Linked DNA regions of Homo sapiens: region 2 is linked to region 1. The links are chromatin loops, found by intact Hi-C in ENCODE. Cell type or tissue: mammary epithelial cell. All regions are shown on one strand. Each heading gives the region's core, and the rest is flanking DNA. Links, peaks and the distances in the headings are about the cores only. Region 1 has its middle 37 kb from the start of FTHL17. Region 2 overlaps DMD (dystrophin).

Region 1 (15,809 bases), core at 5,226-13,225:
TGGGGGAGTGAGGAGTGGCAGAGGAAGAAACAAATACTTATTTTACAGTCACTCTGTAATATGGCTACCTGGCACTGTGCCTGGGTATTTACCTACATTGTATCATTTAATTCATTATAAGAGTGGTTCTCGAACTTTAGCATGTATAAAATCACCGGAAACGCTTGTTAAAGATTTTTAGGCTCTACCCTCAGAGCTTTCTCATTCTGCAGGTCTTGGGGTAGACCTGAGAATTTGCATCTTAAACAGGTAGTGCTGCTGCTAATGTATGACTATACTTTGAAAACTGCTTTATTATAAGAACTCTGGGAAGTAGTTATTATTTTACAGATAAGAAAATAAACTTAGGTAAATGTCTCAAGATCACACAATCAGTTGTGAAACTGGAATTTGAACACTGGCCCTTCTGGTTTCAAATGCTAATTGGAATAGAAAGAAAGTGAGCCACATGATTGACTTCCTTGAGTTTCAGTGAAAAAAATCTTTGGAGTCTTGTGGAGATTGATGTGTAGTCTGCAAGTTCACTGCAAAGCTCTTAACAAATTATTGTCTATAAAACCTTTATTGAATCTAGTTCAAGTATTATTGACTCACTACTGTCATCCTCCCTATTCCATACATAGCCTTGATGATCATATGCTCAAATCCAAAATTTTCATCTTTAGCTTTGCCTTGATGTTTAACAATTCCATAGTGTCAAATAGTTTTGCTATGCTTTCCCCCTACCCTCATATGCTCACACCCTGTTTTCCATGAGGGTTGGTTCAGTGGGATACAGCATAACTTTAGTTCAACATAAAAATCATGTACATCAGTCTATTTTTTAAAAAAGTAGTCTTTGTCATCCATATTAAAGGTTTTTGATCACTTGCTTCTCAAGTTCAAGATGACTAATAAGAATTTCACTGAATGGCCGTGACACACAATATCACTATCAAGAACATAAGCATCAACTTGCATTTATAGACTTTCCTAGTTTTGAAACTGCCTAAATATCTCTATTCTTCTTATCTAATCTTCTCAACAACTGTTTGAAAATATTATCAATAACCCCAATTTACAGATAAAATCATAAGCTTGGAGCCAAAAGAAGAAACGTGACTAAGATTTCTAGACACAGTGTAGGTTCTCAGTAAATATTTGCTAAATAAATAAAAAAGACACAAGTCATACATGATTAAAATAGGCCTCAGATCTATAACGTTATCTTCATTTCCAATGGTTCCCTTTTATACACTTTTTAAAACTTGAAATCCTTCCATAGAGAAGCATCTTGCAAAGTCCACTTTTTTTCTTTTTCCTTGTTACCCTAATATCCGTTTTTATTGAGCTCTTGTCACATGCTAGGCGTATCACAGATGCTATCTTATTTATTCTTTCAATTAAGATTAGGATTTAATCTTATTTAATCCTATGAGGTGAATGTTATTATTCCCATTCTAAAAATAAGAAAGGGACATTCTATAAAATAATTGGCATGTTCTCAATGTCACAAAGACCAAAAAAAAAAAAAAAAGCAGAGACTAAAGACAGATGAAAACCAAATGCAGTATGTGATCTTGGACTAGATCCTAGAATGAAAGTTTTCTTGTTCTTCCTCCTCTCCTCCTCCTCCTCCTCCTCTTCCTCCTCCTCCTCCTCCTCCTTCTTCTCTACGAAATGCATTATTGGAACAATTCATTTATTTGAAATATGGATTGTTGATTAAATAAAAATATTGCATCAATGTTAAGTTTCCTAAATTTGATTACTATCTTGTAGTCATATAAGAGAATATCCATTTTCTTAGGATATACACACTGGATGCTATAGTTTGAATGTGTCCCCGAAGTTCATGTGTTGGAAACTTAATCCCCAATACAACAGTTTTAAGAGGTGATTATGCCATGAGGGCTTTGCCTTCACGCATGGATTAATGCCATTATCACAGGAGTGGGTTTCTGATAAAAGGAGGAGTTTATCCCCCTCTCTCTTGCCCTTTTGTGCCCTTCTGCCTTCCACCATGGGATGACACAGCAAAAAGGCCCTCTCCACATGCCAGCCCTTGATCTTGGACTTCACATCTCTTAAATTATGGCAGTAGCAGTGACGATGGAGAGAAGGAGAAGTGGAGATTGGAAGAAGAGTTGGCAGAGCTTAGTAATGGGTTGGATATAAAGAGTGAAAGCAAAAAAGAATCAACAATAATTCATAGAGTTTTGACTTGAGTGGCTCTTTGGAAGGTAATGCCGTTTACTGAGTTGGGGAAGGTGGGCACGGCATTACTGTTTACTGAGTTGGGGAAGGTAGGCAGGGATAGGGAAGCAGACTGAGAGGCAGAGAATCAAGAGCAATGCTTTGGTCACGTCAAATGTGAGATGTCTGTCAGATAGCCATGTGGCTATCTAGTCAAGTAGACCATAGGCAATATGAGTGTGGCGTTCTAGAGGGAGGTCAGGGCTGGATATTTAGAGCTGGAAGTCATGAGTATGTGGAGAACCTCAGCATATGCTTGGAACTGAAATAGGTGACCTATGCTTGCTGCCTGGATTTAGAGTCTGGGCACAGGAGTAAGAGACAGCAACAGAGATCTAGAGAAGTAAGAGAACCAGAAGCCAAGTGAAGAAGCTCTTTTATTAAGGAGGTGCACTCCACTCCACTTTGTCTATGGGAAGAGGAACACGCACATTGTCTTATATTTACATTAACACATACTAATCCTTTAAATTTAAGTAGCGCTTGGTTGATCAAAGGTTTTTGCACAAGTTTTCTCATTTCACCTGTACAACAATCCCATGAGATGTGTATGATTGTCCTCATTTTGCATGGGAGGGAACTGCTGACATATTAAGTGAGTGTCCAGGGTCACAGTGCTTCAGGCTCCCCTAGAAGCAGAGCCTGAAGTGGAGATCCTTAAGTGGCTTATTCAGCAAGTGCCCTCAGGAGAAGGGGAAGGAGGAAAGCAGGATAGGACCAGGGAAGAGAGTTAAGCAAGGATGTGGTCTAGGTTTGAGGCTGACTTTAAGTTGATGGAGGGTGGGGCCAAGGCGGCATGGAGCATAAATAGGAGCACAGAATGAGCCCCTCCTTGAGATGGTTGGCCTTTTGTACCCCTATGTCAATCAGTCATTGGCCAGTGGCTGCCCCTGGGAGGCTAGGGGGGTTTAATCTCTTTGAAGAATTGGCTTTTGTCTGAGGGCAATTTCCTGGAAAAGGGGTCAGCTGCGAGTGAGTGGTTAGCTGCCTACACCTACAGTAGCTAGGAGATGAGTTCACCCTCCAGGGAAAGGGTGTTTGGGCAGGGCACCAACAGTATCTTCTACATAGTACTAATGGGCATTGGGATTTGAACCTAAGTCTTCTGGTGCAATATTCCATGGAGTTTCCCCATCTTCACACTGTGCTTTCCATTGCCCTGAGATCAATATAGAGTCCTTAATGCAGTGCATATTGTTACCATGGCTGGTGGAGGGATCAGACCTGAAGGGGAGGAAGGGAGGAGAGTAGTAACTGAGAGGTTCTAGTGAAGTGGGGGGAAGGAAAGACACTGGAAATAGAAGAGAAATATGATCTATCTATTACCATTACTTATATTGGTTAAAATGAAAAGGTCCTATATTCCAAATCTGCAAGTAGATATTTTCATCCTTATATTAAGCTCTATTACCCATGTCTTCCAGATTAGAAATTTCATTTGCAAAACTGGTAACATGAAAAAATAATTGTTCAAATTTGGGACAATCATCTTACTGGAAGTGAGAGACAGCATTGGTTGGTAAGATTGTTCCTGTAAATATTTAAAACATCTTCCTTTCTCTGTATAAAACGCCTAACTTGATTTCAAATGTTTTCATTGTCTTCCTTTCACGAGCCACTTTTGAGAAAATGCTGAAATTAGTTATACTTTGCTATAAAACTCCCGACAACTTTTCATGTCCATTTTTCCCTTCTTTTGTGACCTCAGGATAATTAAGTGTCTTTTTCTCCTGAGAAGAAATGTGAAGCATGTGGTGAGCCTGCTGGCCTATTTGCTGATTTATGGGTCAAGTCTCCAGTTATTACAGACAAAATTTGAAAGTCTCTGATTAAGAAGCCCTGCTGATTTAAGGATCTCACTAGAAATATGTGCATAATGAATTATCTACAGATAATAATTCAAATTGTCCCTGGGTGATTCATATCACCCGCTTTTATTAAATTATCCATTTTCTAGGGGATATTCAGGTCCGCACAAACTAAGATGTAGGGATGGACGTAATATTGTTAAGAAGTTTAACAGAAAACAGTTTTACTTTGGAAAGCATTTACTCCAAATTTGAAGCTAATTTTCACAAGGCAGTGAGTAGAGATGTGTGACTTAGATTTTTTTTTAAACCTGCTGTCTTGTATATGCTTGAACACTTGGCTTATTTAAACATTGTTTTTGCGAGAAGACAACCATTTTCTTGTGAGTGGTGATAGAGAGAAGCAGGATAAAAATAATCAAATTATTTCTTAGAAAAAAATGGAAACAGCAGCCATCAAGGTCCATTTTTAGCAAGGCACATGGGCATGACAAGGCATTAGTTAAGAGAATGTGTCACCCTTAAATATGTAGGTTTATTTAACAATGGAACAAGTAGATATATAAAGAACAGAGCTCCAGGACTGGGAATTCAGAAAGGCCTATTTTTTTTTCTTTCTTTTTTTTTTTTCCAGGAATGAAGATTATTTTTTAAAAATCTCTCTCTCTCTCTTTCTCTCTTTCTCTCTAGAACAAAAGGAGAGAGAGAAAACCTGCACAAAACAGATGCATCAGTATTCCAGAAGGCAGGTGCCAGATTCAGGGAAGAGGAAGAGGTTTCTCCCAGAGTCTGTGCTCTCTTCTGATGAACCCAGGGGCAGGCATGGACTAGGGGTGGCAGTTTTAACCAGGGGCCAGATCTATTTTCATCTGAAAACCTGACTGAGGTTTACCCTTAAGAAACCTGGCTGGAAAAGTTGAGGGGGAGGAATTTAAGGCAAGCACACAAACCTTCTGGAAGCTAGTCAATGCCTCCTGCTTCTCTTCCACGTTTTGATTTTTCAGGTTATTTTAAGGTTTTCATACCTCAGGCAAGGTGATTTATTATTATTGGGACTTTATATAACTCTTTATTTTTGCAAAGTTCTTCACAGTTATTTTTCTCTCCTCATTGTGTACCATGCCTTTCCTCTCCTGCCACTGAAATTGGTTTTGGGGGAGGCGGCACTTCCTTTCCTAGGGAAAAGATGTTGTTTCTGATATGAGGTACTTTCTGAGCTTTTACCTTTGTTTCTTCTTTGCTTTCCTTCTTTTGATCTCATTCCCTGTGGCCTCCTGTCACCTTCTGTTTCTTTCCTCCTATTCAGACCCGCAGTCTTTTTTTTTTTTTTTTTTTTAACCTCTGTCCTCAAATCCCACATTCCCAGCTGCATTATTCTCTTACCTCTGGGCTCCAGTCATCAAGGAACAGTTTGATATCCATCCCTGGGAAGCAGGCATCTCCTCTCATGCACTCCTGCTGCTAACCACCCTGGATACCAGAACATACGACGTTGGAGATGAGTGCTCCCTGCTTTGGTAACTTAAGAGACCAGAGTTACTGCCTCCACTGTTAGCTCCATATAGCAAAGTCTTAAATTAGCAGAAAGCAGCAGCCCATCAATCCCAGACCACTGATAAAAAATAAACATTCTCTTTAGTATGCAGATACTCTTAGGTTGAACCATATAACACTGTAATTTTTGTCAGTCAAAAATAGTAAACAGTAGTATTTCATGTGCTTCAAACAAAATGCTATTCACAAATGTATTAGTCTGTTTTCACGCTGCTGATAAAGACATACACAAGATTGGGTAATTTATAAAGAAAAGGGGGTTTAATGGACTCACAGTTCCACGTGGCTGGGGAGGCCTCACAATAATGGCAGAAGGTGAAAGGCACATCTTACATGGCAGCAGACAAGAGAGAATGAGAATGAAGTGAAAGGGATTTCCCCTTATAAAACCATCAGATCTACTGAGACTTATTCAATACCAGGAGAACAGTACGGGGGGAACTGCCTCCATGTTTCAATTATCTCCCACCGGGTCCCTCCCACCACACGTGGGAATTATGGGAGCTACAATTCAAGATGAGATTTGGGTGGGGACACACCCAAACCATATCAACAAGTAAACTTAAAGCTTACCTGCAGGGTACCTAGACACCTGAAGAGCCAGCCCTAACACTTCTCTCCAGCTACCAGAAGAAAGATGGAGTAAGTTATGTTGAAAACTTTTTAGCCAGCCAAACCATCCATGCCACACATCACAGTTTTCTTTGGTCCTGATTTGCTGTGATCTGTGAATCCTTCCAGGTATTTTTCCACTCCTCTCCACTCACACTGTACCACTTTTACCAGACCATTTGCAACTCCTCTCCCACAGTAAAGCTTCCTACATCCGTGCTCACTCTCCTCCCAGACCTAGCTATAACCCCGTTGCTGTGGTCTCTCAAGTGGAGGTGTTCCGTCTCCCACTAGCAGGGTGTGAGGTTGGGAGGTGAGGCATGCAGGCCCTCACCTGCCTCTTCATTCTTCTTCCAGACTGTCCCCCACCCTCTGGGTTTTTGAGACTCCCACAGTGCAACTATGCCACTCTCTGCATCTCCTCATCTTTGTCATCTTCCAGCTTCCTTGCCACTTCCTCTCAGTCAGTGATGACCCGTTGTTTTCTGTCCACCCCAATCCTGCCATCATCCCATGAAGGTTGCCCCCCATGTAGAGAACAAACCACCCTTATCATTTCAAGCTGTGGATCTTCTCTTCTTCCATGACCTGTGCCTACACTCCCCTTCAGTCATTCACCCCATGGCCCTGTTCTGGATCTCGTCACTCTTAGAACTGTATCACCTCTGGCATCTTATGTTTACATAGCCCATTCTGACAACAATCTCAGTGTCTCCCCTCCCCCAGTTACTCCCACCACACCTGTTGGTTAACTTCAAGTGACCTCTCCTCACTTGACCTACTAATTTCCCCTATATAATATCAGCTCCCTCCTATCTTCCCTTCTCCATCTAGCTTAAATTCTGTGGTCCATCAATGTAACCTCTCTTTCACCAGGATTCTGAACAACGTTGTTCCATTGCCTGTCTAACAAATCAGTGTTTCTCTCTTGGATGAATTCTACTCTTGGATAAATCCACCTTCCTGCTTTTTGCTTATATGTAGACAGCTGAGCACTGCTGGAGAAAATCACACCACTGGTGTCGCCATAAATCCATGACATCTAACTTCACCTGAGGCCACCTTCCATGCATCCAGGAATCCCTTCATGTTTCCTAGTCAACTAGCTCCTTCTTAGTCTCCACTTTTTCTACCCTCATCATACCTCTGGTCTCGCTTCTCCCCCTTAATCTCTGCAGAAGTATCTTGGTTCCTACTTCACTGAGAAAAAAGTCATCAGGTGGGAGTGCACAAAATTTTTGGCTGCCAGACGTATAAATATCTCTGCAACTATACCCTTCTCTCTTTTTCCCTCCTGTAAGGATGGAAGAGGTGTCCCTCCTCCTATCTGAGAGTAATTCTACCTCTGTGTTCTGGCCCCTCTTCTACCATCTCCAGATTATCATCCATTTTCTCTTCTGTCTCTATCTCGAACACCTGTCTCCAGCCTCTCTGACTACTGGTGCCTTCCTGTCAACATTTAGAAACACTTAAGCCTTTCCCACTCTTAGCATGGCTTCCCAATCCTATGTTCTCTTCTTGTTACTTCTTCCGTTTCTTCCATTTTCTCCCACATGTTTTATGGCTAAACTTCTTAAAACAATTGTCTACTCTTGCTTTCTTCATTTTCTACCTACTATGGACTCCTCGACCCACTACAGTCTCATCTCTGAGCTTACCATACCACAAAAACAGCTCTGGTCAAAGTCACTAATAATTTTTCTTGTTAAATTCAATAGACTTCCTTCCTCTAATTCCTTACTTGCTCTCTTGGCATCTTCTTTGTGTTGAAACATTCTCTGCCTTTGGTTTGGTGATACAGGGCACCCAGGTTTTCCTCCTACCTATCTGGCCACTTGTCTCTCATACTGAGTATATTCCTCCTATACTTTTAGTAGAGATGCTCCTTGGAGTGCTGTCCTTAGCAATATTCTATTGTCACTCTATAAATGTTCGGGGGAGAGCTCACCATGCTCATGGCTTCAAATATCATCTGCTTGCCTCTCTCTCCTCTGGTTGTGCCCACATGATGGTTTTCTCTATTTCTTCATTCTCTACTGGTTATTCATTTCCTTCTGGTGGGGATTCATTATTTGTTGCCTGGACCACTTCCAACCACAGGACTGTATCCAGCACCTAAATATTTCTACCACAACTTCAGTTGGTTTTTATTATCTACTTTTCAAATAAAAGCTTATTGTTAACTAACCATGGTTCAGTGGCAGTTGATCTGATATGAGCAAATTTTCAGTAAGATCCTGGTTCTAGAACTCACATTAATTGACTTAATGGTGATTTTTTATTTAGACTAATTTTGATTTTTTTTGAATGAAGCTTAAAATTCCAAATTATATCCAGAAAATCTGTTAGGCTTTCAAAAGGGCATTTGAGATTCTACAGTGTAAGTGAACATATTCAATCCTGTGCATAATAAGCAGAAGGAGCCTGAGACTTATTTTGGATTACCCAGTGGCATTCTAAGATATCAACCTGATTCAACACAGCTTACAGATAGATTTAAGAAAATGGGTTATGTGGTTATTCTCAAACAACAATAGCCACCAAACCATCTAATAAAGTGTGTGGGGTGCAGAATGAGTATGTGATTGGAATATGGTGCATCAGCCTTGCAAATAGCCACTTACTTCCAGAGTGGGTTGCAATTTGCTCTACGTCAAATGAATGGTGAAACGGCTGTATTGATTCATTGCACGATTTCTAAATCTATTGAGAGAATGAAAGAAAGGTTTAAAAATTCTTGATTTTATGCTTACTTTTCAGGTTGTAGAAAATGGATTTGACAGAAAACACTTGCACCTTGTTTCACTGAATGAGATCCCTCAGATACTGTTTCCAGATGATGGTGTTCTCTCGCCAAACATACTTAGCAAGAGGAACAACACACTTTGAAAATGCCTATCAAAGGCATTTAATCATAGTATAAAGACTCCCGGGGCGAACGGCGTAGGACAATCCTGCCCTGTTCACCATTACAGGTTTATTTAATGTATTCTGCACAGTGATGCTTCACATGGCAGTGAGGATGTTTGATATAGGCATCAGGATGTTTCTGATCCCCTAGGAAGCTTTTCTGCCTCAACAGGTTGCAAGGCTCCATGGCTGCCTTTGATGAAGCCATTTATCTTGGTGCCAGCAGGAGGGTGTTGAAAGTGTGTGCACGGGAAGGTATGCAGCAGATTATGCATGCTTTTGTGGAGTTAGATTATTATTGACAGTCAGCTTGGAGAAAAGTTAGGTTATTTGTCCTTCTGTATAAGGCTGCTGAACTTCTTTTATGAAAACAATGAGTTAGGATAATAGGGAGAGGTTCTTTCATTCCACCTCCCTGCTACTTATAGGATGCTTCGCTCAGGAGATATTGTAAAACAATTTCCGGTAGGCGTTGTGCCCATAGAATGAAATAACTTGACTGAAAATTTGTGCATTCATGTCTGCTCATCTGTAGTCTGCACTTCTGGGCAATGTCTGTGAAAACCGCAGAACCCATGCTCAAAATACTAGATAACTTAAATAGTAGCATGTGCCTGAACCTACGTCTGTTAGCTTTTGCTGTGTAACGAGCTTTCCCAAAACATGGTGGCTTTAAGCAACAATCATTTAGCTCATAATTTGGCAGGCTTCCTGGGAAGTTCTTCTGGTCTAGTCTGGCTCTACTGATTTCTGCTGGTTTCCTTCATCAGTCTGCAGTTAGCTGGAAGTTCCAGCAGGTGGCCAGATGAGCCAGAATAGCCTCACTTAATGTGTCCGGCAGTTGGCTGGATATTGGCTGTTAGCTGGCTGACTGTGGTTCTTTTTGAAGTGGCCTTTTATCCTCCAGAAAGCTAACTGAGACTCAGTCACATGATGGCCTCAGGATCTCAAGCACAGGAAGAGGGCAAACCCCAAAATGCAAGAGTCTTCAAGCCTCTGCTTGAGTCATGTTGCTTGGCTGTTGTTCCACTGGTCAAAGCAAATCACTTAGTCCAGATTCAGAAAATAGAGGCAAGTGCCCCGCGTCTTGATGGGAAGAGCTGTGACATCAATCTTGCAAGGGTATGGATGTAGGGGGCAGGAGAATTTTTTATCATATTTTACAATTTACCACAGAGCTATTTAGAATTTATAGTGTTTTCACATGCATTAAACCTCACTATAGCTATGTGAGACAAAAGCTATGATTCCCTTTCCACAGATGAGTAAACTGGCTCAGAGAATCTGAGTAGTTTAACCAGGTAACAAGCAATAATGTTTGTGCCCCATGGCACAGCAGCCTGAACTGTAAAAATAGAGAAAGCCTCTGCCATGCCATTAATTCTAAAACCACATCTTTGGTATCCCAGCATGGATTTTCTGTTTGTTCATTTATCTCATATCAGATGGTTCCCAAATCTAATGAGAATCTCTGACACTTGTTTAATGTGTCATCTCCTGGCACTTGTTAAAATGCAGATTCCAGGGCTCCACCAGAGATTCAGATTCAGCCAGTTTGCTGAGGATTAGGGGTCTGCATTTTTGACAAGGAACTCCGGGAATCCTGATGCACATGGCCTGAGCTCTACAAGTTGAGAAATACTGGCTTCTATTATGATACTGAGTGTTCCCAGCATGGCGTATTTTCATGCTAGAAAGTCCACACATGATATTTCCTTTGGTCAGCTTTCCAGATCTATGAGTTAATAGCATTTGGGCAATTCTTTAATTTCTCTGAGGCTTTGTCTTGACAGCTTCAAAATAAGGACAATTGGAAAGACTCCCATAAGACTGGTGTGAAGATTAAATGACTAGCCTATGAAGCACTGAGCCCGGTGCCTAGTAGATCCTAAGTGTTCCTTTTTCTGCTTTCTTTATCCTGAGAAGCTACAAGACCAATTGATAAGGCAAGTCTATGAGATGTGAAAAAAGTTGTTTGTAGAATACACTGCAGACTTGCACTGTCAATGCCTGTAAGTGAGAAGTGATGGTCAAATATTCATCAGCATGTCAAAAAGCACATAGCTCTGTTTGAGAAAAAAAAGTATCAGATTCTTTAGACGCCTAAGAATCATGATTGGAAAGAGTGACGGGCTTGGTAGGCAACAGCTGTTGTCATTAGAGACCCAACTATATGCACAAGAGGCACAGAAGGGCTGGTCATGCCTCAACCCCTCCAGTCTTTTCCAAATTGCTGCGAACTTTCAGTGTCAGCACTATTGTCTGTACATCCCCAGACAATGACAAAATGTATAATGATTCTATATTAAGACTTGGCCTTACTCAAGTGAATCGTGTCAATGTGGATAGAATCCCTACAAAATATTTTCTTATAATAATATAAATGAAGCATCTACAACATGGCACGTGGCATATTATTTCCAGATCCTGTGGGGGTTTTTAAAAAAGCTTCTGTGTTAAAGTGATGAGCAAATAGCTTGTTTCCTGCAGTTTTGCTATTTCAGCACTTTCTTGCCTATTTTTTATGCTTCTTCTCCCACTGTATCTCTGTCCAGTCTGTTTCCCCTTTTCCTTCATAGCTTCTGTCTTTGTAAATGTCATGATTTTAATTCTTTGTTTCTTCTTTCTTGTGTGTGTGTGTGTGTGTGTGTGTGTGTGTGTTTTAAAGAAAAGGTGCCCTTTTTATCTAAACAATCAGAATCCAGTTTAAAATGAGTGTCTTTATTCTGTTTTATGGTATTTGCCTCTCTGCCTGTGGTCATCGTCTCTACCAGCAGATGGAGCACATCTCCTATGTTAAACACCACCGTAGGTTGTAGGGTGGGGTGTTTTTCCCTCATCTGTCATTTTTGCTGCAGTGAAATAGTAGTTGGAAGCTGGTGTAATACAAAGCAAACCCCCTAATCTCGGCTAGACTACAGCATATACTTTTCTGACTCATGTCAGCAATGCAGGGCTTAACAGCAGCTGATCTAGATAGGCGGTAGCTGAAAAATAATGAGGGTTTTGTGCATGTGTGCATGCTTTTGTGGTCTACCCTTTTTTTCCAAGAGTTGGCAGCTTTGCGTCAAAGGTACCCTTTCTTCTCCTCTCTCCTTTCCTCTTCTTCCTTTTGAATATCTTGACTTTACCTCTCTGCTCTTTCTCCTTAGTGTCAAGGCTCCCGGTTCACAGTGATATGCACTTGTCTTTAAACCTCAAAGTAAAATTATAGGTTGTTAGAGCGTGAAGGAAACTTAAACATCATCTAATATTGAAAGCAATAGGGCCCAGGTTAACAAAAGATTCATAATGAGATTTGGCACAGCCCATGTCATTGGATCAGACTGTTATTATGGTCATCATTATCATTGTTATTGAGCTGTCATTCCTTAATGTTGGAATGATGGCATACAGAATTTTCTTTTTCTTTTCCTTTCTTTTTTTTTTTTTTTGAGACAGGGTTTCACTTCTGTCACCCAGGCTGGAGTGCAGTGGTGCAATCTCGGCTCACTGCAACCTCCGCCTCCAAGCAATTCTTGTGCCTCAGCCTCCCAAATACCTGGGACTACAGGCATGCGCCACCATGCCCGGCTAATTTTTGTATTTTTTGTAGAGACAGGATTTTACTATTTTGCCCAGGGCTGGTCTCGAACTCCTGGCCTCACGCGATCCATCCACCTCGGCCTCCCAAAGTGCTCATATTACAGGCATGAGCCACTGCGCCCGGCCATATAGAGAATTTTCTGACTTGCCTGTTTTAACTAAAGTTACCGAACAATACTGTCAAAAGCTGATTTGATCATTTTAATCAAATCAACCAGCTGTTTTAACTTTGCTGTATGTTGGGGAAGACACAAGCCTGAGCTTTCGAATCAGTTTGTTCCATATGTTGCTGCTGCAGTATCATGTGCATTTGGAAACTTAGATACTTAGAATTTCTCAAAGGTCTGTCAGAATCAACTGGGATACTTGGAAAAACACAAATTCCTGGGCCCCATTCCTGTTCTGCAGCACTAGAATCTTTAAGCTAAGAGCTTGGGAATTTGCATTTTTAACCATTTCCCACAAGTGAGTCTCATAGACCTGAAGTTTGAGAACCTAAAACTTAAGATATGATGATCACTGATTCTTGCTGCATCTCATCTGTTTTGGCTGGGCCTCCCTCACTAACCACTTCCATTTTTGGGAAAGCAAAGCAAAGGGGCAGAACTTAGGATTGGGAATCTTTTTTCCTAATTCATCATTGGATACAGCGTACTTTGGAGTTAGATATACCTGAGTTTGAAACCAGACTTGACTAAATGCTTACTATGTGAGCTTCAGCAAGTGACTGACCTTGCTAAGATTCAGCCACCACATTTGTAAAAATGCGGGTCATCATGTGGACTTCATAGAGCTGAGGTAAAGATGAAATTAGATGATGCTTATAAAGGGCTTAGCACAATTCCCAGATGCTGGTAAGTGTGTAATACATGGAATCTATTATCATTAATGGCAGCATTTCCATCCACTGAAGAAAAATTCAGCCCATATGACACCAAAAGCATGATTCACAAAAGAAAAACTGGACACACTGGACTTCATCAAATTAAAAACTTTCGCTTAGAAAAAGACCCTGTTAAAAGGATAAAAGACAAGTCACCAACTGGGAGAAAATATTTGCAAATCACATGTCCAACAAAGACTCCTATCCAGAATATACAAAGAACTCTCTAAATTTAACAGTAAGAAAATAAACAGTCCAATTAAAAAGTGGACAAAAGACTTGTACAGAAACTTCAGCTAAGAGGATATATCGATGGAAAATAAACACATGAAAAATTTTTCACCATCGCTAACCATTAGGGAAATGTAAATTAAAACCACAATGAGATACCACTGCATTACAATGGCTAAAATAACAACAATTGCTGGCAACACCTGACATTAACATTTGCTGAAGAATGCAGAGATACTGAATCTTTCACACATTGTTGGTAAGAATGTAAAATGGTACAGCCACTTTAGAAAGCAGCATTGCAGTTCCTTAAAAATTAATCATATGCTTACTACATGACTAGCAAGCATTACACATCTGGACATTTATCTTAGAGAAATGAAAACTTATGTTCACACCAAAACCTGTGTGTGAGTAGTTATAGCAGCTTTACAGGTAGTAGTCCAAAACTAGAAATGACACAAACGTCTTTCATCAAGTGAATGGTTGAACAAATTGTGGTACATCCATACCATGGAATACTATTCAGCAATAAAAAGGAATGAACTATTGATACACACAACTAGGATGAATTTTAAGGTCATTATATTGGATGAAAAAACCAATCTGAAAAGTTGACATAGCAAATGATTCCATGTATATAACATTCTTGAAATGACAAAATTATAGAGATGTAGAACAGGTAAGGGGTTGCCAGGGGTTAGGGAAGGGGAGGAAGGGAAGGAAGTATAACTAAAATTAAGGCCGCATGAAGGAGTTCCTTTGTAGTGATGGAACAGTTCTGTGTTTTGATTGTGGTGGTGGTTTCACAAATCCATATATGTGATACAATACTGCAGAATTATATACACATACAAAAAAAATGAGTGCATGCAAAAACTGGTGAAATCAGAGTAAGATCTGCAGTATAGTAAATTGTATAGTATTGTGCCAATTAATTTCTTGGTTTTGATAATGCATGATAGTTATGTAAGAGGTCACCATCGGTGGGAGATGAGTGATGGGTACATTGGCTTGCATTACTTTTATAGCTTCTTGTGAATCTGTAATTATTTTACAATTAAAAGTTTAAAAATTTAACAACCAAATTGCAGCCCCAGTCTCAGAATATCAACAGCTAATTGAATCAGTAAATGAGTGGGAAAAAAAACCCTTGGTAATACTGGTTTTCATATGAATTTGCAGGCCAAAAACTAGATTTCGAAAAGGCATATGATGCAAAAAAGTTTTGAGGAGACCTATGTCAATGAAAAGAGTCAACCTCTAAAATATTTAAGAGATTTATTCTGAGCCAAATATGAGGACCATGATCCATGACACAGCTCCAGGAGATCCTAAAAATATGTGCCCAAGGTGGTCAGGCTACAGCTTGGTTTTATACATTTTAGGGAGACATAAGTCATCAATCAATACATGTAAGATGTATATTGGTTCAATCCAGAAAGGCGAGACAACTTGAAGCAGAGGGGCTTGCAAGTCATAGGTGGATTCAAATACTTTTCTGATTGGCAAATGGTTGAAAGAGTTATTAGCTAAAGACCTGGAATCCATAGAAAGGAACGTTTTGGTTAAAGTAAGGGGTTGGCCAGGCATGGTGGCTCACGCCTGTAATCCCAGCACTTTAGGAGGCCAAGGTGGGCAAATCACGAGGTCAGGAGTTCGAGACCAGCCTGGCCAACATGGTGAAACCCCGTCTCTACTAAAAATACAAAATATTAGGTGGGCGTGGTGGTGGGCGCCTGTAATCCCAGCTGCTTGGGAGGCTGAGGCAGAAGAATCGCTTGAACCCGGGAGATGGAGGTTGCAGCAAGCCAAGATTGCACCACTGCACTCCAGCCTGGGCGACAGTGCAAGACTCTGTCTCAAAAAAGTAAATAATAAATAATAAATAATAAATAAATTATGGGGTTGTGGAGACCAAGGTTTTACCATGCAGATGAAGTCTCCAAGTAGTAGGCTTCAGAGCTCTTATCAGACCTTGAAAGGTGCAT
Region 2 (15,809 bases), core at 122-8,121, 230 kb after region 1:
AAGTTAAAACAACCGTTTAAGTTGGTTTAAGAAATGGAACACAATCATAAACCTCATAAAGACATATGGAAATCATCCAAACTGTACAACTTCAAAGACCATCCCTGTAATATTTACTAGTCAGTGATTGAACAGTGAGGGCTACTGAAATCAATTTGCAAGAAAATGTTCACTTGTGAAGTGCTGTTTCACTGTCTTCCAAATACGTTTATTTCAGTTTTACTTTTCCATAGAGACAACTCACATTTGAGGACTATAACAAGGGCTTATCAGTTGAGGGAATATAACAGAGTGACATTCAAGTCTTAAAGAGCAAGAAGAGCAGGAGATATGGTCTCTATGCTTTAAGGGGTTTTAGGACACCCCATGACCAAGCCGGTTTATGATCTGGAGAAGGGGTAGGCAGGACTGGTACTTTACATGCACAGCACAAGGAGGCTGCAGCTTGCAGCTTCGTGGAAAAAGTGTTGCTTGTTCTCAGGCATTTCTCAGCTCGGAAAGTGAGTGTATACCAATTCCATATATAAGTGCAGAGCAAGGAAAGGTTACCTTCTATTGAGACCACCCTGCATTCAGGCCTCCTCTATTTCCAAAGGTCATCCAGATGTGATATAAGCACCAGGGAGAAAGGAAGAGCGAAGAGAGGAAGCACACACATGTGTGCCCACATGTACAAGGGCTCACACAGGCCCTTACTAGTCACACTGTGTAACAACAATGTCCCATCTCCAGGATATTTGTAAGGACCGTAGCATCTTCTATAGGTCTGCAGAAAAACATTTAGCTGAGCTGATAAGCCTGATCAGACAGAGACAGGGAACCACGGTGAAAAGCCACCATCTGGAATGGACTTCAAATTAGAGGAACATAGGCAAGAAATAAACCTGTACCAAACACAGTTCTAAAAGGAAAGGGAAACAGTGTGTACAATTTACAGGAGAATCCCACATAGAATGAATGAGGGCTTCATGGAGCTCCCCATCTTCTAAAGAAATTTCATGACTGTTGGCATACATACATTCCTGCCTTTTTAAAGAATTTATTTTGAAGGTTAAAATTATGAAAAGGGTTTTAGAAATTATTTTTTTTTAATCCATCAGTCCTCGGCAAAACTGAAAATCTCCTTTACTGGAAGAAGGAGGAAATTCTAAGCCCCCAATTCCATTGCCCATTTGTGAGTTAAGATACTAGTCCTTGATAGGTACTATTCTCCCAGTTATCTGTGATTCTGGGGGACTTGAATAACATAGATAAATGAACTCCTCAAACAATTCCAGAAGCTAACCTTTCTCACCTTCAACACACAAACCTTTTATTTCTAAGCAATGCAAAAGAACTAGAAAAACAGATTTAGATTTCACCTTTGCAGTCTTAGTTTCACTTCAATTGCAAATCAGTTCTAAGCAAAAGAAGTGAGCACAAGTGGAAAGAAGAAAAGAATAAAGGGTGTGACTAATTCTTAAAACGAGAAAAATAGTCTTTTAATCATTTAATGCTAAAAATGCTTGGCAACGTAGCCAAAAAACCTTCAGATTCTTTGGTAACTATATGACGAACCAAATATTCACTTCACGGCTTGTTATTTTCTACCTGTGATGAATCCAGAGCCCCACTGGGACACATTTAACCCTCCAAAATAGATAGGAACTATGAATATGGACTGGATGAAACTGTAAGCACAAATCTGCATAACTCATATCTATCTTGTACCTTGAAGGACAAACCACATTTTTGTCTGTGATCAATACCGATTTTACAGCTTCGTTTCTTACTCTGTGCCTGCCTTCTAAAACAGTAGAGAATTCTCAGTAACTCCATGAGAAGAGCCCACATTTACCTGGAATATGCAGACGATATAGAAAAACACGGTGTGCTAGGGAGGAGGGAGTGGAAGGGTGGGTGGCACTGTTTTGGTAATTGTCTCTTTTCTGCATTTCACTCTCCACATCGGAAATACACTCCCCATATACCATGAACAACCAAAAGGGAAATTCTGAAACCTGTTCACATGTTAATGGGTACATCTTTGTTTGGCCTTTCTGAGAACAACAATGTTCAACATAGATCACAAGTCTGTACGTACATTAACACAGAGATCAGCTTCATAAATAATCCTTAAAACGCTCTTTACATCTTTAAAAAATGTTATTGATTTTGGCCCTGCTGGTTCCAAAGCCTGGCATCAGATATGCCTCTCTGAGCAGTATTTATACGAAGATTTCCCCTCTCCTTCTTCTTTCTACAAACCATGATAATCTTTTTCCCTTTTATTTGAGGCGGTGATAGGACCCTGATGCAAATTAAAATATAAAGTCATCGACTATGACAAAAGACCCCAGCAACACCTACTTGTCAATAATAAGAAATTAAAGCATTACTCTACTGAGCACAAGGCTGACCTAATTTCCTACCATACAATTTAAATTTTCTCTCACCTGCTTTAGTTTCAAGTAGTGTGCAAGGTTATTATAACTGCCTCAGAGCTGTTCCTGCTGTCAGTGCTGGAATAATCAGACTTATTGGAATTGCTTTTTTAGTTTCTTAAAAACAAACATTAAACACTTATAAAAAGTAACAAATATCTACTGCTGTGGCTGGGAAAATGGCAGTTGCCTAATTAAAATAAGATTTCTTCTGCCACCATTGTTATTTGGTACTGAAAATATTCCAAACAGTTGCCTTTTTAAAAAACTATCTGTCCACTACTTCCCAGGGAGAAAACTAATCGCTATGCAGCAATATAAAAAGGGAGCGTTCTCTTGCGATTTGCAGAGGATTAGAGTTTGGTTTCATATATAATCTGGAGCCCATTGATCCACACACACAAATGATTTCCCTTTAATCTGAGGATCAGACTCTTTTTCTAGAGGAACCTTGGCATTTGCGTGCTGAATTGTTGAACTTGGCTTGCATTGCTGGAATACTGGCAGGGTGTGGATGGTAAAATATATTTTAAAGTTTCTGCTACCGTGGGGCAGGGGTTTGGAGGGGTGGGCATCAATATAAGCATCAGAAATCCATTCTAGTTCCCCATTTCTTGTTCCCTGGGATATTTACCATTTTATTCTGTCTGGCTAAAGCCAGGGCAAAGATGATTGCCTCGGTGGCTGTTCCAGCTGTTAGTTGTCCTCCGTTTTATTTGCTTTTCAAGGTTTAACTCCTACCCACCCTCAACTTTGGTCAAAGCAATTTCTTTTCAGGGTCGTGTCCAATCGGAGATCAAACAATGATGACTGAAACCAATTCCACGGTGTTCAAGGGTCAGAGACCTTTCATATAACCGTGTTGCTTCATTTGCTCCACTCGCTTCTCCAACAGCAAATGTATCCTCCAAAGAGGGGCTTGAGTAAAAGGCAATAAAAAAGCTAGGCAAAAAAAGAAAGGTTGATTGGGGGTGTGGGGGGGGGGGGGGTGGGTGACAAGGAGAGATGACAGGGATAAAGCAGAAGACCAAGAAGAGTTTATTGCCCAAGGAAAAATGTAGATTTCACTTAAAGACGCCACTTAAAAGTTCACCACTTAAATCGGATGGATTTTTTTCATGATGTAAAAACAGTTTATAATTAATATTATGCCTCCCTCGAGCAACTAAACCCCTTCAATTTAAAGCTTCAAACTTAACTTCAAATTTGACTAATATAAGCAAAGTGTTCTGCCCTTTTTATTGCCGTGCTGGGATTGGGAGTGACAAACTTTGCTTGAAGATGAGCACAGACACCTGGAGAAATGCGAGAGAACACCCTAGAAATGACTCCACACCCAATCCCGAAGGGCAAAAAAAAAAAAAAAAAAAAAAAAGCCCAAACAAACAAAAATCCCCACCCCCTGAAATCTTTGACTTCTGGGCTTTAGTTGTTTGTTCTTTCTTTCCTGATTTCTGCAGGTCTTGGGGCATGGAATGAGCACGGTAGAAAATGCAGCGAGGGAAATGTCAGTTGGAATCCTCGGAAGAAATCAGGCAGAAAGTTGACCTTTTGGCACTTGCAGTGCAATGGAAGGTAGCGCCGCGTGCGCCCCTTCCTTCTACGAGTAAGAGCGACGATTTAGGAACAGCCAGCCTTGCTCACGTCCACACTGGCAGCCTGGAAAGGAGTGAAAAGCTCCCCCGGCCCCAATCCCCGCGTGAGGAACGCGTTATCCCCTCTGGGGACGGGGAGAAATCAGCTTTTTCTCTCCGAGCCCGTCCCAAAGCCGAGGGAAGAGGTTCCCCCACTAGCCCGGCGCCTGGGGAGAAACCCCGGGGGCGCACCTGCAGCCGCGCCGCGGGAACCCGCGGGAGAGGTTCCTAGACGCCCAGCCGCCCGGCGCCCCGGGTCCAGCCGCCGCGCCTGTCCAAGTTTTGACCGCCTCAGCTTGCCCCCTGCTCGCGCCACAAGTGCACGGATTGCGGCCATCAGACGGGGCCGGGGCCGCGATCCACTTACCCTTTGAGCTGTTCCCTCATGGCTGCAAGGGCTCCGCGGTCGAGTGTGGGTACGAGTGGAGGAGTGAGCTTCCCAGAGCCGCCGGGCTCCCCGAAAGTGGAGCGCCGCCGCCGCCGCCGCCCAAGCTCACAGCTGAAAGCACTGCGGAGGAGCCGGCGCGGGCGGGCCGGGGAGGGGGCGCTGCGGGCAGACGGGGCGGGGCCGTGTCGGGCTCCGCCCCCACCTAGGGACCTGGGAACCCGGACACCCAGAGACTGGGCAGTTGGGGCTTTCAAAACGGAAAGGAAAAAGAAAAGAGAAAGAAAGAAAGAAAGAAAGAAAGAAAGAGGATGGGGATTTAAGGTAGACCCAGGAACCTGGAAGCCACACACCGCTCTGCTAACACCTCCTTAAAGCCTCTAGCAAGACTACTTGTTGTCTAAATAAATGACCCAGGTGCAAATGACCTCATCCCAGATAATTAAGAGTGTGGGCTTGGAGTTTTCTTTTTAAAAAATAAAAGAAAAAAATTATATACATAATTCTCACTCTCCCTTCCTCCTCAGTTGAAGATTAAAGTGGCCGGCGATAAGGACGTGAAATTGCCGTTAGGCTCATCCTGGGCTAAAAGGGATTGTTAAAAAGACTTTGGATTTGGATTTGTGACATAGCAGCGGATCTCAAAATGTAGACCCTGGGAACAGCAGTTATCAGTATCACCTGCGAACTTCTTAGAAATGAAAATTCCCTGGGCCCGGCCCAGACCTATTGAACCAGAAACTCTGAGCATACTAATGTTTGAGAATCACTGGTATGGACTCTCTAAATTAAGACAATACCACCAGTGCTGTTGCACGGTTTGGTCCTTTAGTATTCTTTTAGGAAGATCTAGAAGGAACTTGTTTCTAATAGAATATTTTATTGGAAAAGTTACAGGGCCTGAACAGTTCAAATAATTCTAATTTTAGAGTTTGCAGTATGATGATAGAAGTTAACTACACACAATTATTTCAAGCTTGGAAATACTCAAAAGAAGAAGAAAGCCTTCATTAGCACAAGAATTTTCTGCAAACTTCACATAACACCTTAGATTAGCATCCAAAGAGCATCTTACGATAAACTGTTAGTGATATTTTCACTGCCCTTCTTTGTCCATTTATTTTGTTGGCTTGCTTTTCTTTTTATTTTCTTTCAAACATTTGCTTTCCACTCTCCTTTCCGATTGATTCATTCCACTTCGGTCTACAGTTTAAATGTGGTCCCCTTTTTAAAATTTATTTCTTAAGGGATGGGGGTCTCACTGTGTTGCCCAGGCTGGTCTCCCAACTCCTGGGCTCAAGCAATCCTCCCACTTCAGCCTCCAAGTGCCTGCGATGACAGGTGCATGCCACCATATCCGGCTTCTTTTGAAATAATCCTTTTCTGCTCAACATTTTTCCCCCTAGAATGTTTTAGGTGGAAGCACACCCGTTTTGCTTTATCTAATGCTATAGCATGGCAAAAGAGGCAAAAATAAAGTATCTGGACAAAAGCAAAAGGGAATGCCAGGATTCTTTATTACCTTTAACAAACCAAATATAAAGGTAAATGTTATCACTAAAGATATGTGCATGTAAGTATGATCGGTATTGCTATTTTTAAGCAAATATGGCACTTCTTCTGGCATTCTGGCTCATACACTGAGATTACTTAGTGTTGCCCTTTAGCAATTTTAAGCTAGTGAGTTGTGGAGGCAGCTGCTATTACGGTCTGAGGGGGGCACACTAAGATTTGCTTTGGCTGAAGTTGTCCCTTGGTCTAATAGTATATTCTAGGTCTGCTCCGATCCTTGGGGAAGAGGGATTAGTGTCCTGTAATGAGGAAGTAGTGCCCTTTGCAGTAAATCAGAGACACCAATCTCTGTGTCAGTGTGGCAAATCACTTAACTACTGTTTATGTTTATTTCAACGAAAAGACAGAAGCCTCAGAGCATGGACATTTGTAAATATTACAAATCGATAAACTAAGGATTTGTAACACCTGGATAGTAAGACATTTGTCACTCTCTTCCTTTCCTGTTTTTTGTTTGTTTGTTTTACACTTTTAAATTACCTGCTCAAAATTCAGGAGTTCTGACACGCTTCTCTATAAATGCTTAAGTCTCTTTTCTCAGTGTCCAATTAGAAAACTACTAAGAATAATCTGTTGACAAGAAAAAAGAATGGAATAAGAAATCACTATTCAGACTTTTTAAAAAAATTGACAGATGGCAATCCTCAAAAATACATCTTTAAGTTCTTTTTTAGACTGGAGTTATAGGCACTTGAAGACTTGTTCCCAAATCTTGACGTCATATTATAATTAAATACTGAAAGTATTAAGAAATGACGCGGGCATCACAGAGACTGTTTTGTTGTTCAATTGCAGTCAGATTATGAATTTTGCTTATTAGAGGAAAGCATTTGGAAAAGAACATAATTGATATACCTTCGTGTCATATGTAAATTATGTAGTGATGCCATGTATGATAATATATTGTTTGTTTATAGTAGATGTTTCTTCTTCTCCTCCTTCTGATTATATTATTATTATTATTATTACTGTTTTGATATGAACCACGGACATGAAAAGAGCCTGAAGCTCTGCTACCAGAACAAACTTCAGCTAAAATTTTGACTTCAGAATCAGCCATGACCTACTTGTTCCCAGTACCACTGTCTAGAATGGTGCAAGGATTGGAATTGGGGAATCCAGCTCGAAGACTCATGCGCTTAGCTATTCTGCTATGCTGCCATGAAGAGACATGGCTTCTTTTCCTGTGAGAAAGGTCTGTGTTTTTTCTAGTATACTCATAGACAATCTCACTGATGGCTCAGAGCAGAGAAGAGTAAATTTGCTAGAAATAGAGATAAAGAAGAAATGAAATGGGATGAGGTCAAAGAAGGCGACCCAGTACATTTTCCCGTAGCCAAAACTCTGGTCTTTGAACCACTTAAACTTTGAGGGTATCTTTAGAGAATAAGGGCATCTCTGACCTAAGGGACTGTGCAGGATGCTTCCCCATTCTCCCATCCATCTCTATTCTTTGTCCTTCTCCATTCTGCTCTGTGGCCCAGGAGGTTGGACCTCTGTGGGGACATCAATCAGGCTTTCCTGCCGTTTGGCTTCCTTTTGCTTTCAGCCAATTGGGAGGCAGTGATGAAAGGCCTACAGAAGGAGAGGAAAGGACAGGAGGAAGGTGATGTTTGGGTATTTATTCTTCAGGTTCCCTCCTACTGATCTCTGGCCTGGCAGCTGCTGAGTTCCTTGACCTGCAGCCACAAGTCTTGTTGGCCAGTCCTTTCCTACAGCAATAGCATTCCACCAGTTACGCAAACCATTCCTCCCTTTATCCCTTTGGGCAAAAGTTTACCATTCCTTGTTTTTTTTTTTTTCTCCTAGCCTGCCTAGAGCCTTGTAAATAGCCTTTTCATTATACTCTCTTCAAGTGTTCCGTTTGAATGTACCATCTGTTTCTCCCAGGACCCTGACCAAACTGAGACCCATCCAGCCAAAGCCACCCTCTGGGGCAATAGACTTGATGCTGAGTGGGGACTACTGATAGAGGAGAAAGTCAGATCCCCCCACTCTGGGGCTAAAAAGCAGATGAGACTCAGTCATTGGATAAATATTCAGAGAAGCCTCCTCTGTAGGCCCACAAAGAGCTTCTGGCCTTTTGAGGGTAAAGGCATATCAACAATTATGATGGTGACAACAGCAGATGTGAGGGTAAAAAGGATGCAACCAGCTTGTTCTTTACAAGAGCTTCAACGGTCTGCTTGATCTTTTGGAGAGAATGTCAAGATAAGGGTTAGAGAAATGGGCAAACTGGAAAGGGCTTAGTGTGACAATCTGGAGTTTGACTTGTATCCTGAAAGGTATGAGGGAGCTTTTTAAGGAAGAAAGAATTAAAGCATGAGTGTGGCTCTGTCCGGTTTGTCTTTTAGAAAAATCACTCAGGCAATGGTATGGGGGCTTGATCAGAAGACAAGAGTCTGAAATTCAGACATCAGGTACAAGGAGATTGCAGTATGAGGAGGATCTGAATTACAGCAGTGGCAGAGGAGGTGGAGAAATGATACAATAAGGTTCCAACTACAGGAGTCTTGACTGACTGGATGTATGAATGGAAGAGAGGGAAGAAGTAAAGCAATAGTCCTCAAGCTTGGCCGCCCTTTGGAATCACTCAGGGATTGTTAATAAATTTAGATGTTTGGGTCTCACCACCCTGAGATTCTAATTTAATTGGTCTTGGACATTAGGATTTCTAAGACTCTCCAAGTGATTCTAATATGCAGTGAAGGTTAAGGACCATTGTCCTTGAGTGACAACAAAGATTGGATGAGTAGCATTCTCCGAGCTAGGAATTTCAGGAGGAGGGGGCAGAAGAGGGTTAGGAAAGAGATGATGAATCCAGTCTTGAACATAATGAATTGGAGGTGGTGATGTAAAAGTGCAGGTATCCAAGAGACAGTTGGACATCTGAGTCTTGAGCTCAGAGGGAAGATGTCTGAATTGGAGCTATGGATTTGCAGTGTACTGTTGGAAGGGTCTTGGGTTCGAATGAGCCCATCTAGTGGAGGCTGTGAAGGGCCAACAGCTGAAACTAGGCTGTTCCTACCTTCCACAAACACATCTTTTTCCTTTCTGGGTTGCATGTGGTTTCAATGTTGGCCTGATGCTAGCTGTGTAAAAATGCAGAGTGGCATAGGAAAGGACAAAGACAAGGAATGGTTTGAACTGGGTACTTGCCTGGAGGGATGGTCCCGAGAGACTTCACCAACTCCTAGGGTTCAGCTTCTCTCTATCTATAGTGCGCCCTAAGTTTTAGTATAACCTGCATCACTTTATAAAAATTCATTTAGAGTATAGGTATCACTTCAATTAACTCGAATACATATTCTATAGTAAAATGTCAGCATTTGGGTATACAATAAAGACATAAGAATTCCATATTCCTCTTTGCATAGTACAAGTACTAACCATGAACAGTGACTCAGACATCTAACAAATGGGTTGGTGTATGGTGAATCATTGCTGGTTAGGGCAAATATTATAGCATACTAATTGAAATATATATATAACAATCCCCCTAGATCAATCTGAAACCAACATCTTCTGGATGTAAGAATATCCAGCCAGGTCACATTAACCAGCAAATGAAGAGGCCTCTAAGTTCAGACACAGAGCACTTCACACCCACACAAAAGCCTATTTTTCCAGGCCCTGTCTCTTTAGGGAGGCAGAGTAAGCCAGACTCAGGAAAGTTCTCTGTGAGCCAGCTGCCATCTAAACCAGAGATTTCACCAGACAGGTTCCAGATAAAGTCGAGCTCTGCTTCACTCTCACACAGTTTTCTTTTAATAAGATTTCTCAAAGCTTCACAGAGCCACCTATATCAAGCCGAACATCTAAAAAGATGTGAATTTTAGCATCTTCACTAAAATAAAGCCATACTTCATTAACCTCACAGGCCGACGGTTGCTTCATGGGAAAGAATTTGGAGTACCTATTAGCCTGCCAGCTATAGCGATAACCCATGTATATGACCCACACCACCTCCTGCTAAAAATGGATCACTGGTTAATGTGGTTCAAGTATATCTGACTACAGCATTCCTGGTCTACCTTAACAGCTCAAACTTGTAACTATTTGTCTGCCTTTCCCCACCGATTGTGCCAAATAAGCGGAATTTCAAAACTGGGCAGAAATTCTTACACTCTGCATAATCTCTCTTCCTCTTCAGCTACAAATAAGGCTTTGTATTCGATTAGACTCACAGCAGGTGAAAACCCCAATTAGTGAATTCATTCTGAGGCCTCTACCTTCCTCCCACACAACACATTTTTGTAAAAAAATCAGGGAAGTCTGCGTCTCTTCTCAAATCAGAAGTAAATTAACCCTTTGATCTACCCAAGCAAACTATTTACTGCATGAAGACTTTTCACTGCAAAATGGGAGGATGTTGAAAGATTCCTCCTTCTTGACTCCATAAGGGAGGTTACAGAAAATTCTATTTTATCAGACTTTATTGTTTTCTTCAAATCCATAAATACTCACATTTTCTGATCAATCTAGAAATTACAGTTTTTCTTTCTACCTGACACTCACAATGCTAATATTATCTAACAAAAGATTAATGGACAGTCTACTACAAGAGAGAATTAATTTTTAGTTATGTTCTTATTTTGGTGTATTTGAGGTGAGAAAAAAAATTAAATTTTAGTTTAAACAGTATGCTTTGGCCTTAGGAAAGGCACAGAGTCTATATTTCATACTTTGTAAATATTTATTTGTCAAAGAAAATTCATCATTGGACAAGGATAGATGTTTGGTTGAACATTAAAAAAAATCAACGCAGCTTTAGTTCTTAGAGTGATTTACTCATACTTTGTCAATTGCTTCTCTGGAAACAATTCACAACCTAGTTTTATTTATGAACATATGATTAAAAAACAGCAGCTTTGTCTTTTTTAATTGTTTTAGTCCTGTCACTTTTCTTGAAACAAGTCGTAGGACTTACCCACAAGAAAATACTGAGCATATATCAAGTAGTAATGCAGCTTTTAGAAGTAGTCATCTGTTACTGTCAGAGGTTCATTTCATTTTGAGTCTTTTTAATTAAAATGCAAAGTTCTACATACATGCCTGCCTAAATTACCCCTTTCTGAAATACTCAAATTTCAAAAAAAAATTTTAAATGCTAATGTAACCATTGTTAATACTCTAGACTTGCTTCTTGAGATTTGGAAAAAAGTAAACAAAGGAATTACCAGTCAATTAAGCGAACAAGGAAGTCATCCTAAGTTGAAACAGATAAGGAAAATGTAATAATCAAATGCTACAGATGAAGACACCAGCGTTTTTCTTTTTTTTTTTCCTGAGATGAATATCTACAAGAATCACGCTTTATCAAAAGCAGCTTCCTTAATCTTCAGCAAGCGTAGCTGTGTATTATAGCAAAGGCATGAAGATAGAGGGGCAGAGTGTCCAGACCAATTCTACCCCTTAGAGGTGGGTCACTTAACCCTTTACAGGCAAGTCACTTAACCACTTGGAAGCTTTTGTTAACTCATCTATAGAATGTGGATAATACTGCCATATTGTGGGTCAAAATGACACAACGGCTCTGACAGCAATTTGAAGGCTGGGGAATGCTGTGTTCATGCAAAGCAGCCTGTCAGGCAGGTATGATTTCTTAAAAGAGAACTCAGTATGTTCAGGAATAGTTAGGTATACAGAACCAAATAAATTCACTTTAACATTCTGTTTTAGATTGTCGTGTGAGGGAAAATGAGAGGTCTGAGTTTAGTAAACTGCTCTTCTGTAAACTGCTCTTTAGCAGTTTACAAAAGGCACCTTTCCTCTTTTTGCTTTTTACACTTAAGAAGGAAGCAAGTAGGAAAAGTAAGATTTTTTTTGTGTGTGTGCAAGATAAGGCACTAGCTGTAGCCTGAGATAGGCATAAAATTCACAGCGTTTGCTATCATTCAGTGGGGCCGAGATTAAAATATGAATAGTATTCACGCATGTTAAAAGGTATATCCATGTTCATATTCTCAGACAGCAGAAACCTGGAGTAGTCAGAGAGCAAGTGAATATTGATTTGGTGGGGGACAGTGAGGGAGAAATATCCCCTAGCTTGATGGAGAAAGTCTCCTGGTGGCAAGCCTTGAACAGCCAGCAAGTGGCAGGAATTCCACACAAAGACAGGGATCCATAAAAGGGGAAATAAGATAAAATCCAGTTTAACCAATTAATGATCTACCAATGTCTGAATCTTGTACTCCAGCTCTGGCTTACTTTTGTCAAGGCATGTTTTCAAGATGAAAGGAAAATACAGATGCAAGGAACTTTTATTTATCCACAAATTTCCAAGAATGTTTTTTATGTGCTCTATCTAGACTAAGTTTCTCTATTAAATATTATCCTATATTAAGTTCTTTAAATAACTTCAAACATAGTGTATTTATGGAACACTTACATATGTATTTGCTTATCATTTAAACTCTTCTCATTTTTTCTTTATGGTTGGTAAAAACTGGGGAGTGTTTGGAGAATGACATGGAAATATATAAAAATTTCAACATTGTAATCCAGTTTTTTTTTAAGTGGGATCCCAAGGAAATATGGCCTTTTCCTTAAGGAGCTTATGATCTAATGAGAGAAGATAGACCCATATATAGCTAAACACAGTATCAGACAGATTATAATAATTACAGAAATAGAGAGAAAAAAAGCAGCAAAAAGGGAAAGGTGATTAGTTTGGCCTCTTGGGATTAGAGAATATGCACTTCAATTAAAAACTAAGTAGGCTTTAATCACCTAGTTAGTTCTTAAATCAGGTTTTGTGTGTGTGTGTGTGTGTGTGTGTGTGTGTGTGTGTGTGTGTTCTTTTTGCTAGAATATGAAGAGTTGAAACAAGTTTCTTACATTGACTCTGTGAGCTAATCGCTCATATTAATAATTTACTAAGGTACAGAGTTTTTATGTTAATATACAGCTGTGTTACGACATCAGTTTAGGCTTTTTAGGAATTCAAAAATGTATTTGGCCAATATTGGATTTGATATCTTGGGAAGGCTAACTGGCAGAAAATACTACTTTCCCCATTAGGACATCAAAGCACATTATTGAGTTAATATGAACAAGACCTTCACGTGGGAATTGAAGTCCTCACAGCTTGACCTACTCTCATCCCTTAGAAACAGGTCGACAAAGAATTGGAAGCCTCTTTGCATATGATGGATAGAGAAGAAAAAATTGGCACCACCTGTACTTTTGAATATCTTTCTTTTTAAAATAGAATTAAATTTGAGGTGGGAAGAAACAAGGGTGGAAAAGAGGGTAGGGATCAGAATGGAAATGTATGCCAAGTAGATGATGACAACAGCCCAGTTAAGAGTGGATGAAAGTCTGAACTAAGAAAGGAGCACTGGGAATTTGTGGAGAGGCTGAATTCATGACAGGTTATAGAATAAAATCAATGCTACTTTTGAGCCAATTGAATGTGAGGGCTAGAGGAAAAGGAAAAGTGTAGGATTTTTGATAATGGCCCTATTAGCTGTGCATTCATGGATTCATATTTGTGTATATACTATGTACATATTTATACTGTGCATTGTTCTGTAAAGGCTTTAGGGCAACTTATAACAATGTATAACTCTTAAAAATTAATAAAACCCAGCACTAAGGAAATATAAATAGCATAAAACTTTAAGAAGCGAGGAAAATTTAGAACACAGATTTGTTTTTTGTTTTTTGTTTTGAGACGGAGTCTCACTCTGTCACCCAGGTCGGAGAGCAGTGGCACGATCTCGGCTCACTGCAAACTCTGCCTCCCAGCTTCAAGCAATTCTCGTGCCTCAGCCTCCCAAGTAGCTGGGATTACAGGTGCCTGCCACCACGCCCGGCTAATTTTTTTGTATTTTTGGTAGAGACGGGGTTTCACCATGTTGGCCGGGCTGGTGTCGAACTCCTGACCTCTAGTGATCAGCCCACCTTGGCCTCCCAAAGTGTAGGGATTACAGGTGTGAGCCACCATGCCCAGCCAGAACACAGCTTTGAAGATCACAGTGCATGATGTGGTTATGAAAATTTTGCTATGCATACCCACCAGAATGAGCAAGACAAACAACACAGGGTTAGAAAGGATGTGGAGCAACTACAACTCTCATGCTCTGTTAGTAGGAGTGCAAACTGGTACAACCACATTGGAAAACTGTTTGGAAGAATGTACAGAAGCTGAACACACACAGACCCTATAACCCAGAAATTCTACCCCTTGATATAGTCCTCAAAGGAATGCATACATATATTCATCAAATGGCATGTCTTAGAATGTTTATAACATCATTTTTTTCTACCAAATGCCCATCCACAGTAGAGTATATAATATACTGCAGGATATTGACACAATGGGATATTACATAGCAATTAGAATGAACAATCCACCACTTCATACAACAGCATGGATGAATCCAGGTTTAAAGAAGTCAGACACAAAAGAGTACATGCTGTGCAATTTCATTTATATAAAGGACAAGAACAGGCCAGAATATTTAATGGTGTTCAAAATCAAGATTGTGGTTACCCTTGGAGGACAGGTAACTATCAGAAGGGCACACAAAGGGCCTTCTAAAGGTTGGTAATGTTCTGTTTCTTTATTTGGATGCTGGTTAAATGAGTGTGTTCAGATTGTGAAAATTCACTGAACTGTATAAGTTTAAGCCATTTTTTCTTTTTTTTTAATTGACAAATAAAAATTGTATATCTTTATCATGTATAACATGTTTTGAAATATGTATACACTGTGGAATGGCTAAACCAAGCTAAGTAACATATGCATTACCTCATATACTTATCATTTCTTATGGTGATAATACTTAAATCTACTCTCTTAGCAATTTTCAAGACTATACTAGATTTTCATTACCTATAGTCACCATGGTGTACAATAGAGCTCTTGAACTTATTCCTCCTAACCGAAGTTTCATATCCTTTAACCAGCATCTCCCTTATTTTCTACATGCCTAATATATTTCAGTAAAAAAGTGTTTTAAAAGGTGGGTATAATTTGGTTGTGGCCTTTGTAGATGTCAAAGCAAAAGAAAAAATATAAAAGGAAATATGATCGATTTTATTATTTGGATTATTGATAAGGAGGAAAGAGTGTAAGTGAAACAAAGGAAAATCCAAGTCTGGAATGACTTAGATTGAATAAACAGATCTGCATGGGATCTAAGGTGGGAGACACTGCATGGTGTCGACTTTCAGAAAAATCCCTTCAGCAGTTTTCAGTGCCCCTCGACATAAGCCAGGAACATGATGCCGAGGTACACCTGAGTTGAGGCAATCTTATGGGGGCCAAGGCAAAGTGGTCTAAGAATGCAGCTTTCTGATGACCTGGCCTGAGGTGGAGATAAAACTAACTACAGTGTTTTTCAAACTGCAGGTCATGAACCCTTAGTACGTCATGAAATCTATATAGTGGATCATTACCAGTATTGTTCTTAATGAAACAGAAAAGAATAGAAAATATGACAGTGTAGAGGTTGGAGTGGGGAAAATGGGTTATAAAACTACCTATTGGGTACTATGCTCACAATCTGGGTAACAGGTCATGAGCCCCACACCTTAGCATCATGCAATGTTCCCATGTAACAAACCTGTACATGTACCTCCTGTATCTAAAATAGAAGTTGAAATTAAAAAAAAAAAAAAAATATGAAAGTGTACTATTTGGTATGGGTAAGTAATGTTTTGTGAAACTTTTCTTTCAATCATACAAGCATGAATAGACAGAAAAAGATTTACAGATATAGATGCGTGTGTGCGTGTGTGTGTGTACCAGGATGACATATAAAATTAATTTTTATAGTGGATTGG

The links. A loop is a pair of places that touch in the nucleus more often than their neighbours do. Peaks named below come from ENCODE experiments on the same cell type or tissue, not always from the same donor. Only the 100,000 strongest peaks of a DNase experiment are listed, where the experiment ranks them.
Region 2: a loop joins it to region 1, with 6 times the contacts of the local background. A loop is called at or near these places in 6 of 110 quality-filtered maps.

What each region holds. Positions count from the first base shown.
Region 1 is chrX:31,027,153-31,042,961 of GRCh38, forward strand. No RefSeq gene overlaps it. Among named protein-coding and RNA genes, the nearest start is that of FTHL17, 37 kb to the right of the region's middle. In mammary epithelial cell, for the core only: CTCF peaks have their summits at 9,914 and 11,895 (motif pointing right); a DNase peak (open chromatin) is centred at 9,969.
Region 2 is chrX:31,262,386-31,278,194 of GRCh38, forward strand. The region is part of intron 62 of DMD (dystrophin); the gene reads right to left. Among named protein-coding and RNA genes, the nearest start is that of FTHL17, 200 kb to the left of the region's middle. RefSeq lists silencers at 4,122-4,221, 4,562-4,691 and enhancers at 4,732-4,791, 4,812-4,861. In mammary epithelial cell, for the core only: no CTCF peak of the experiment used is centred there; no DNase peak of the experiment used is centred there; H3K4me3 peaks cover 3,115 bases; H3K27ac peaks cover 3,946 bases.